Regions from separate parts of the Homo sapiens genome. Here region 1 is linked to region 2. A link is a loop called in an ENCODE intact Hi-C map of the cell type or tissue named here. Cell type or tissue: pancreas. All regions are shown on one strand. Each heading gives the region's core, and the rest is flanking DNA. Links, peaks and the distances in the headings are about the cores only. Region 1 overlaps LINC01056 (long intergenic non-protein coding RNA 1056). Region 2 has its middle 4.1 kb from the start of MIR124-3.

What was found. Peaks named below come from ENCODE experiments on the same cell type or tissue, not always from the same donor. Only the 100,000 strongest peaks of a DNase experiment are listed, where the experiment ranks them.
Region 1: it touches region 2 in a loop (4-fold over the local background); 79 of 110 quality-filtered maps call a loop at or near these places.

What each region holds. Positions count from the first base shown.
Region 1 is chr20:63,049,671-63,055,029 of GRCh38, reverse strand. It overlaps LINC01056 (long intergenic non-protein coding RNA 1056), which reads right to left. Exons shown (of 6, transcript NR_033369.1): 4 at 3,279-3,408; 5 at 1,764-2,125; 6 at 1,167-1,518. Among named protein-coding and RNA genes, the nearest start is that of LINC01056, 14 kb to the right of the region's middle. In pancreas, for the core only: no CTCF peak of the experiment used is centred there; a DNase peak (open chromatin) is centred at 2,879.
Region 2 is chr20:63,171,760-63,177,118 of GRCh38, reverse strand. No RefSeq gene overlaps it. Among named protein-coding and RNA genes, the nearest start is that of MIR124-3, 4.1 kb to the left of the region's middle. RefSeq lists enhancers at 2,273-2,847, 3,424-3,998, 3,999-4,575. In pancreas, for the core only: no CTCF peak of the experiment used is centred there; a DNase peak (open chromatin) is centred at 2,358; H3K27me3 peaks cover 2,585 bases.

The DNA.
Region 1 (5,359 bases), core at 115-5,114, 120 kb after region 2:
ACCCTGGTGGGGCGTGCCCAGAGGGCTTGAGGAGCTACTACCTTGCTTTCAAAGCTCTGTGCCTTTGAGACCGTGACTGTGTGGTTCACACCCCCATCTTCAAGGCTGGACTCTCCTGGCCCATGGACCCCGCTGGTTCTCCCCTTCCTGGGCACCCCAACTCCACAGCCCTGTGCCCCTTGACCAGGCTGTTTCTGGCCAGGGTGGGCTGACATGCCGGGGACTTGATGGCCCCGGAGCAGTCTCCAGGCAGGTCCTGGGTGAGAAAGCCCTGGGCAGCTGAGGACCTGGTGAGGCTGAGCCCAGAAGCCTGGCCGTGGCCTGCCTGATGGCCGCCCTGGTCACTGGGCATCTCACCTCCCACTCACCTGCTGCTGTGCTCTCAGAGTCACCTCCAAAATAAACAACTTTCCCTCCTTAAGTAGGATGAACAGGGCCCCCAAATATGTCCACCCATAACCACAGAATGTGGCCTTATTTGGAATAAGGTCTTTGCAGATGTAATTAGGGTAAGGATCATGGATTAGAGTGGGCCTCAAATCCCATGAAGGGTGCCCTCATAAGAGATGGAGAAGCTGAGACAGGTAGATTTGGAGAAAAACGCCACGGAAAACAGAGGCAGAGATTGGAGTGATGCGGCTGCAAGCCGGGGACACCAAGGAAGGCCTGGAGCCACCAGAAGCTGGAAGGGACCAGGAAGAAACCACACCCCCTCCCAGAGCCTCCACAGGAGCCAGCCCTGCCCAGAGCTTGCTTTCAGATGTCCAGCTCCAGAACGGAGATGGAATGAATCCTCGTTACTTAAAGCCACCCAGTTTGAAGTAACTCGCCGCCACGCTGGGACACCTCCCATTCCTGCTTCGGGATCTACTTCTGGGGAAGCCCAACCTTAACCCGTCATATTTTTCTTTAAGTTAAATAAACGAATTGATTTAAATACCTGTTTTAGCCTTTGACCTAAGCAAAAATATCTGTGAAATCATGGGCTTGATATACAAATTTAATTTTTCCAAATACACACTCAAAATAAGTACTCGTAAAATGTAAATGGTCATCGAAGCCTCCGCCACCTAATCTCCCTCTGGCTGCAGCCGCGCCATCCTCCGGAAGGAGGAATCACCATCACCGTAACCATCACAGACCAGCGCATATAACAATGCACTTTCAGATATCATTTCTAGATATTTATAGAACCTGTGGATTCCAGAGCAGTGTGCACACTGGTGTGTGTCTTTGTGTGTGCATTCACTGTGTCTGTGTATGCCTGGGCTTAAGGAAGAAGAGCGTGTCTGTGGAAGATGAAGAGGGCAGGAAGCCTCTTCACAAAGGCTCTCAGTTGCTTGGCGATGACTGAACCGAGAGCTGAGTGAAAGGGGTGGGCGTCAGCGGAGTACTTCTGTTGTGTGCACCTGAGCACGGGCTCACAGAGCTCCTGGAGGCCCCGCAACCCGACTGTTCAGTCGAACAGAGGACATACCGGGAGGTCCACCACTGTGTCCACCGCTGTATTTCCAGTGCCTGAAGGACCGACCGCCCCATGGGAGGGCTGAGAACTTGTCTGTGATGAGGTCACTAACAAACAAGTGAGCTGGACCCCTGGGGAGGGTCAAAGAAGGAGCTCTGACAAGGGGCAGGGGATGAGGTGAGCCTGGCGCTGAGAACAGGGACAAGCAGATGTAGGGCCCCTGACCCTCAGACCTGATAAGGAGGGCCCAGTCCCTTCCCACCTCCGTGTCCCGGATGACTCCATTGGCCACACCCACCCAGAGGCCAGAGACAGATTGCTGGGACATCCATGGAGGTCAGCCTCCTGGGGCCCAGAGCGGGGCTGGAGGGGTAGGGGAGGCTGGGCTCCCGGGGTCTTGCTACGGCCTCTGTTCCGGGCTCTGGGCTCATCTGTGCCGGGGCGTGAGTCACTGGTGCATGGGCTCGGCTCTCATGTCCTGGACTCTGTGAGCAGCAAAGCAAGGGGCTCTGCCAGGGCTTCCCCGCAGGGAGGCAGCAGACCCCTCACGCTGGTGGGCACTTTGGACCTTGGCTTTGCTTTCAAGTCCTGCCCTTTTTTAGCAAGTCGTTAGTATTTTAAGTGCCTTTCAAGAGGCTGAGCCTAATTAATTAGCCGTTTCTGAAAAAACAATTAGGGTTTCTGATAGGCATCATCCTGGAAAACAAGCAGAGTGCAAAGGCCAGGCTGAGGCCGGGAACCCCAGCAGCAAAGAGACACTCGCGTCCCCCAGCGTCAGGGAATTAGGACATTTGTGCCAGGCTGCCTGGCTAATTAGATTTCCAACAACTCCAGAGGGACCCGCTGAGGCAGCATCTAATTTAAAGCAGCCTCAGCCGGGCTTTGAGCTTGAGCATTTTGCAAAAAGACAAGACAGAGTTGGGCTGTCCCTGTGGGTGGGCTCCTGTCCCCTCTGAGCTCCAGGACTCCAGGCCCTGCCTGTCTGTCCACCTGCAGTTTCTCTCCCTGTCCCCTCCCTCCTTTCTGCCTCTTCCTCTGCCCCTGGCTCTCAGGCGTCCCCTTCCACCCAGAGGAAAGGGAAGTGACCTCCCAGCTCCTCACAGGGTCTACAGACGACTTGGCCTCCCAGTTCGGGTTGATAATAATTTGCTACTTAAAAATCTGCTCAGCTGAGGAAATTTGGTATGTCTTTTCCAAATAAAGCCTTCAATTGCCCCAAAATGAGTGACTGAAGAGGGGTCCTGCAGGGGAAGGAAGGGAGTGAGTGACTGAAGAGGGGTCCTGCAGGGGAAGGAAGGGAGAGCATGTTGCATTTCTGGGCATGCAGGGCGCTCTGTTGGCCTCAGTTCTCAGGAGGCCCCGCAGGGGGGTGGCGGTGACCTCCCATGACTGCAAGCTGAGTGTCCTGTAGGCACCTGCAGCATCTCCCCGACCTGTGGTGGGGGCGGTCTGGGGTGCCCTTGCCAGCACTGCCCTCTGTCTTTTCACCTGAGGAGGTCATAGGGCGCTCCCTTCGAGAAGAGGTGGCATGAGCTCCCTCCAGGCCGCCACAGTTGGGAGAGGGTCTAACGTTTGCTGTCTTCTGTGCTTATGGTGCCAACTCGCTCCAAAACTGCCGCCTTTGAGGATGCTTGGCTCAGCCCCCTTGGAAATGCAATTCCCCTTGTCCCCCAGCCATGGAGTGGGAGCAACTCCCCCTGCACCTTCCTCAAGGGCTTATGAGGCCACCTGCCCCTGCCCCTGGCCTGCCCCACAGGATCCCGATGGAGGGCCCGTCATTGTGGGCCCAAGAAGCCCACACCCTGCCTGGCACCCCTTGGTCTTGACTGTCCTCGGCCTGCCCGTTTGCTCCTCTGTGGCCTCTCTGTCCTGGGCACTGTGTTGCCCGCGTCCTCTGAGTCCTGCCACATGGACGGTCAGTGCTCCATACGCCACATCAAGTCCTGCAAGTTGTATAAAAAGTTAAATTTTGGGAATTGAGTTATGTTTTTGGATTCTCCAGAGGAATCAGCTGTTCGAAGGGATTCTATGGCTTCAGACTTTTGAGAGCAGCATTGTTAAGACTGGAAGAGACAAGCCTGCAGGACAAAGGAGGAACCAAGGAGGTGGGAGGCTGGCAGCAGCCAGCCCTGCCCAGAGCTTGCTTTCTACACTTGCCACGGGCCCTCAGAGGTGTGCAGGCACTTGGGCATCCGCAGACCTTCCCTGAGAGCCTGGCCTGGCAGCCCCTCCGGATCCTGCACCAGGGGGAGGACACTACAGAGCATGATTCTCTGCACCGGGGGGAGGACACTACAGAGCATGATTCTCTGCACTGGGGAGAGAACACTACAGAGCATGATTCTCTGCACTGGGGGGAGAACACTACAGAGCATGATTCTCTGCACTGGGGGGAGGACACTACAGAGCATGATTCTCTGCACCAGGGAGGACACTACAGAGCATGATTCTCTGCACCGGGGGGAGGACACTACAGAGCATGATTCTCTGCACTGGGGGCAGGACACTACAGAGCATGATTCTCTGCACCGGGGGGAGGACACTACAGAGCATGATTCTCTGCACCGGGGAGGACACTACAGAGCATGATTCTCTGCACCGGGGTGAGGACACTACAGAGCATGATTCTCTGCACCGGGGAGGACACTACAGAGCATGATTCTCTGCACCAGGGAGAACACTACAGAGCATGATTCTCTGCACCAGGGGCAGGACACTACAGAGCATGATCCTCTGCACCAGGGGAGGGACACTACAGAGCATAATACTCTGCACGAGGGGCAGGACACTACAGAGCATGATTCTCTGCACCAGGGGCGGGACACTACAGAGCATGATTCTCAGGGGCAGCCACACCCGCCACCCCTGTGGGGGTCCCAGCAGCCACACAGATGCCCCGGGGCCCAGAAGAATGTCTAGGGGAGCGTGTGGGGCCCGGGCGAGACTGCCCTCGATAGAGGAATGGCTGCGGGGGCGTGTGGGGCCCGGGGGAGACTGCCCTCGATAGAGGAATGGCTGGGGGACTGTATAGGGCCTGGGGGAGACTGCCCTCCATAGAGGAATGGCTGGGGGACTGTGTAGGACCTGGGGGAGACTGCCCTCGATAGAGGAATGTCTGGGGGAGTGTGTGGTTGGGGAGCAGGTGGGGCCCAGCAGAGACTCCCCTCGATGGTATCCCTCATGTACTCTCCCATTCACTCAGTGACACTGGACACAGCACCCTGTGTGGAGCACGGCATTGGAACCTAAAGGGGAGGCTCGAGGCCATGGAGGATTTGAGCCACTGGCCAGGGCACTCCAGGTGGGGGAAACACCATGGGCAGAGATGCAGAGGGTCAGCACCTGCCCTGCCCTGGGCCGGGCTTCCCTGAGCGGGTCCTCTGCAGCCCAGTCCCTTCCTGGGAGTGTCCCTGAGGGCCACACACCTACATCGGCCACTTCCCTTCCCGGGGCTGTCCCTGAGGGCCACACACCTACGTCGGTCGCTTCCCCTGCAAGCCCTGGGGGCGTGGAGCATTTCCACATTTCGTGCCCATGCCAGCCTCACCTCTGCTCCCAGGCTCCAGAAGGGCCGCCAGGCCAGGAGGGGCTGTGCAGAGAGCAACAGAGCCTCCAAATCCACTTCCCAGCAGCGCAGGCCAGGGCGGAGGGGAGGGGGTGGAGGTCTTGGCCTCCCCTTCCAAGGTCAGGCCTACCACACGGAAAGGCACGTATGTCTCAAAGCCTGGCCAGAGTCTGGTCCCACCAGTGACCTCTGGCCAAGCACAGTGACCATCCAGGAAAAGCTGAAGTTTTATGGCCGCAGTGGATGAGCCAGCCCTGGGTTCCCCTCTCCAGCAGGTGTCCCTGTGTCACCCTCGCCCCGGCGGCCACAGTCTCCCCTCCACAGTGAGG
Region 2 (5,359 bases), core at 143-5,142:
CCTGTCTGGCGCCTGCAGAACGCACTCTGCCGCGCAGCTCACACCGCGGTCCTCCAAGCCTCTCAGTCCTGAGAAAGGCAAGGGTCCCGCCGGCCTCCTGCGGATGGCCCTGCTGGGCTCCGTACAGTGGGGTGGGAATTAAAGGTCGTCCTTCCCCGCCCCCATCGGAGCTTGCGGTTCTCACAGTTTCAGACCGGGATGGGAGCTCTTGCCCGTAGGGACCACGGAATCACAGGCGACACTCCACGGCCCGACTGCAGTCACTGCCAGCTCGATAGGGTCCTTGGGGCGCCCCCGATCTGGCCCTCTAGGGCCAGGGATCAGTGGCTTCCCCAAGCCTCACCGTCCGGAGCCTCCCCCGCTGGCCTTTGTTTAGACTGCAAGGAGCGCAGGCCGGCGCGGCCGGCAGGCCTCTGTCCCCATCTCCTTCCTCCTAGGGCCAACCCAGCCCCTGCGCCATCTGCCCTCGGAGCAGAGCCTGGGCCTCCCTGGGAGCAGGTCCTGCTTCCTTCCTTTTCCACCCTCTCCAGCACTGCCCAGCCCATGGACAGCCGGTTAGGAAGGGCGGCAGGAACTCGGGTTGGTTCTGCCCGCACCGACTCCGCCGGTCCTCAACCATCAGGACGCCCCTCCCCCTTTGGTGCGGCTTCAACCTGACCCTTCCCAGCCGCAATTCCTCGCCCTTCGCAAGTGTCAGGGACAATCTTTCTTTCTCACAGGTCACGCACAAGCCCTCTACTCCTCCACAGCCCAAGGGGAACCTTCTGTTCCAAGCGCAAAGCTCTGGAAGCTGCCCCAAGCCTGCGGGTGCCGGCAGCCTCAGCAGGTGCAAGCCGGACGCTGGAGGGGCTGGAGGGCTGGGGAGGCCAGGCTGCAGCAGCCCCGCTTCATTGGAGACAGTTGCCCTTGGCCTCCAGTGGTCGGAATCGGACCCTCACCCTAATGAAACGGGGGCAGTCCCCAGGGCGGTCCTAGGCTCCCAGTCTGAGGCATCCGCTGTCCATGGTGTTGAAACGGAACCCTGAAACCTCCGCCTCACTTTCGGACTTTATACCCCCAGCCCTCTTCTCACCAAGGGTTGGGGCCAGGGAGGCCGGCTCCCGGCCCCCTCCCCTCCCGTCCCCCACCCTTAGCTTCCTGGACGGGTCCAGGACGCCTCGGGATTCCAGCTCCTTGGAGCTTGTTCCCATTCTAAGGGGAAAGACTCCTTAGCACCCCCCATCGGTACCTTGGCTTCGGGGACCCCAAATCTTTCTTTGGGTCTCTTTTCCGTACAGGACCGGCTCCACCTGGGGCAGGGTGGATCGCCGCCCCTGGCAGACCTGTTCCCTCACCTGGCGGAGCACCTTCGTCCTTCCCACTTTACCTTTGGCGGAGGGCTCTCTGGCAGGCCGGGGTGGGTAAGGTGGAAGGCTGGGGGTCGCCCCCTTCCCTTGGGTCACCCTAGATTTTTGTACATCCCTAGAAGAACCCGGCCCCTCTTGGAGTCCTGAGTAGCGATCGGGGTCCCCGGCTCCCCACTTCCACCCCCGGTGTGCAGCGGCCCCCAGCCAGGCGGGCTGGGGGAAGGGCCGTCCAGGGCTTGGGGGCGGAGCCGGCCGGTAGGAGCCGCGCGGGAAGGGGAGCCCGCCTGCAGCCTCTGCCCCGCCCGCCCCGCAGAGTCCGCTCCGGTGGGGACCTTTTCGGTGGCCCCGCGAGCTTCGTAGGTTTCATAAAAGTCAACTTACTGCTGCCGGGCCCGGGCTGGGGTCTGTGCTTCCCCCGCTCCGCGGGGGCCTAGTCTCGCCTTGCCCGGCGCCTTCTCTCCGCCGCCGCCCACGCCGCCGCCTCTCCGGAGCACACGGATAATTTGTTTGTGGATTTGTTTATTTGCCAGCTCCGGGGACAGTGGGGGAGTGAAAAGGGGCGCGAAGGTGGGGGCGGCGGCGCTGCCGGGCCAGCTCGGGCTCCCGGTTCCCGGCGGCCGCCTCGGTGCGCACAAAGGCCGGCGCGCAGCGGGGCCGGCAACTTCGCTACGGGTCAGGTGGCTCCGGCGGGGGCGGGAGCGGGAGGAGGGGAGGAAACACGGGCCGAGACCCCCACCCCCTCCCCCTCCCTCTTGTCCGCCATCCGTGAAAGCCTCCGAATAGCGTGGGATTAAACAAATCAACAGAACCCGTGGAGAACCCCTCCCTTTCCGCTCCTTCTCCCTCGTCACCACCCGCTCCTCCTCTGCGGGAGGCCTGTCATTCCTCCAGAAAGAGGAAAGGCCGCGGCCCACATCTGGGAACAGCTGGCTCACCACCTCTTGACCCTTGACCCTCGCCTCCTTTGGAGTCTGCTGCAGACCACCCCCCACCCAGCCCCTGCAGCATGCGGAGGTGGGGAGGATGTGGAAGGCCAGATGGAGGTGCCCACAGTACAGATGTGGGTGGCAGAGGGGGTGGGGACCCTTGCCTCCCAGTGGCCCACAGCTTCCCAGTTCCAGCTGGGGTGGTCAAAGGAGCTCAGAGGCCCCCACCCAGTGCCTCACCCAGGGATGGCGGAGACTTCTGTCTGGCTCTGCAGCAAGGCCTGGGTCCCCCTCCCACCCAGCATCTGTGACTGTGACCCCAAACATCTCCCCTGTGGGTAAGGGGGCCTCCCATTCCTCCCACGCCAGGCTTAACCTCCAGAGGTGGGCAGATGCTTGGTGCCATGAGGAGCAGGGGCCCCCGAAGGCCCATCCCACCTAGCAGGGGCCCTCTTCCACCCCCAGGAGCTCCAGGGACACTGCCAGGCAGCTTGATCCCCAGGACTAGGGGGTGGGAGTGCAAACATGGCAACTGGCCCCACGCACAAACTCAGAGGCAAGGTGCAGGGAGCAGGGAGACTCCATCTGCAGGTGCTCCCTCCACACCTGTCCCCTGGGCTTGGGTCTGGACGAGGCCAGTCGTGGGGCCCCGTGCCTGGTGGGGAGAGGGAGGGCCTCTCCTGGTCTTGCTCCTCCTCACCCTTTGTAGCGGGTGGCAGGGACCCCGCCTGCCTGAGCGCTGAGGGTGGGAGTGCAGCAACCGACCACAAAGACCTCGATTGTCAGCCCGCCCAGGCGCACAATAGGGTGGGGATAGCACAGGGCCTGGGGCCTCCGCATGGAAATGAGGCCACGGCCCCTTTCTCTCTGCTCCCGGCCTGGCCCCCTCCTCCCTGGCCCCAGTGAGAAGGAATACATAGACCTTGGACTGACCGTCCCAGAGGCGGAACTCCTTGTGGGTCCCGCCAGAGCTACTGGGCTGAGAGCTGGGCAGAATAGAGGCCAGGTAAGCACTGCGCCTGGGCGGGCAGGGAGGCGGGAGCCAGTGTGGAGCGAGGGGAGCTGGGTGCCTGGCCCATGGCGGGAATAGGCCTTTTGTTCCCCAGGGGCCAATATTTCAGCCTGAGGTGCGAACCTGGCCAGTCCCAGCCTCCCTGGCCATGCACTGTTGCTGGGGAATTGGGGATATGGAGCCTGGGCCAGCAGCCCCCGGCCCCCGCCCCTTGCCCAGGGCTGGCCCCCTCTACAGGGCGCCTCTTGGCTTTGGGCAGCTGCCTCCTTCCCATTGCCTCCAAGCCTAGCCTAGGGTCCTAGAGGGTGTGTTGCGGGGAGGGTAGGGAGGCTGGCCCCTGCTGGCCCCACCTAGGGATCTTGGTGTCAGCAAATTACCCTGGAGGAGTGAGGGGTGAGCAGCTTGCCCCAGCACTGCTCTCTTCTCTAGAAAGATGGAGGAGTTTGAGAGCAGGAGCTTCGAGAAGGCTCTGGGGCCTTGTGGCCTCGACTCCTCCAGCGGGAACCCCTCCTGCTTGGCTTTGGGGCCACCCCAGGCATGCAGCAGGACACCCATTTAGGGCACTTTCCTTTTGAACCTGGGCCTCAGGACCACCCAGAACAGACCTACGCAGAGCTGGGGCAGGGTCTCTCCCAGCCCTGGGTCCCCCTCCATGGGACCCAGCAAAGTTGGATGCGGCCAGCGTGGCCACAGGGTGAGGGCTCTTTGTCCCTGAGTCCACATGGGGTGGGGACTCTGTGTGGCCTCCTCAGTTACAGCCTGACCTCTAAGTGGGAGCAGGCGGCATCTGACAGGGCGCCCTCTCCTTCCTCAGGCCCTCAGGTGTCCCCCATGGAGCCCCCTCCTGGTCACAAGGGCGGGACTTGGCTCAATGCCCCTCCCCCTATGTTCTCAGCGGCCCCAGCACTCAGGACCCCACCAGAGGGAGCTCCACCACAGAGGCGCTTGTGGGGCCCAGCTGGCCCAGGCACCAATCCTCCAAAGGTGGAGCTCCCTCAGAAGTGGCTTGGCTCGGGGTGCAGAGAACAAGGCCATCCTTGGCTGGGCTGACAGCTGCTGGATGGCCTGCAGCTCATGGTCCCGGGGTAGGGCTGGAACGGCCCTTGTTCTGTCCCTCCCTCCAGGACACATCTGCCAGTCCTTTCTCAGGGTTCAGGTCCCCATCACTCTCTCAGCACCTGCCCCTGGGTCTCTGTGTCTCTCCCCTGGTCTCTGTCTCTTTCCTGTCTCTGAGTCTCTCCCCTGGTCTCTGTGTTTTTGCCAGTCTCTGTGTCTCTCCCGTGTCTCTGTGTCTCTCCCCCTGGTCTCTGTGTCCCCCCCAGTCTCTGTGCCCCCCCCTGGTTTCTGTGTCTCTCCCCTGGTCTCTGTGTCTCTCCCCTGGTCACTGTCTCTCCCCTGGTCTCTGTCTCTCCCCGGTCTCTGTCTCTCCCCTGTCTCTGTGTCTCCCCTGGTTTCTGTGTCTCTCCCCTCGTCTCTTTCTCTCTCCTGTCTCTGAGTCTCTCCCATGTCTCTGTGTCTCTCCTGTGTCTCTGTGTCTCTCTCCCTGGTCTCTGTCCTCCCAGTCTCTGTGTCTCCCCCCGTCTCTGTCTCTTTCCTGGTCTCTGTGTCTCTCCCCTGGTCTCTGTCTCCCCCTGTCTCTGTGTCTTTCCCCTGGTCTCTGTCTCTCTCTTTGGTCTCTGTGTCTCTCCCTTGGTCTCTGTGTCTCTCCCCGGTCTCTGTCTCTCCCCTGGTCTCTGTCTCTCCCCTGGTCACTGTCTCTTCCCTGGTCTCTGTCTCTCCCCTGGTCGCTGTCTCTTCCCTGGTCTCTGTCTCTGTCTCTCCCCGGTCTCTGTGTCTCCCCTGTCTCTGCATCTCTCCTTCTGGCCTCTATGATTCTCCTCATCTCTGAATGTCTCTCCCATAGGTCTATGTGTTGCCATCTCGCCTTTTCTTGGTTCTCTCTCATCGCTGCACCATCTTCCTCCTCAACTTCCTCTTGCTCATCTCCATCTCTTTCCATTTACCTCTCAGGAATGACTCCAGCAAGAAAGGAGGGCCATCAAAGGGACTTCTCAGGCTGCTGTCTGCTTTTAGGG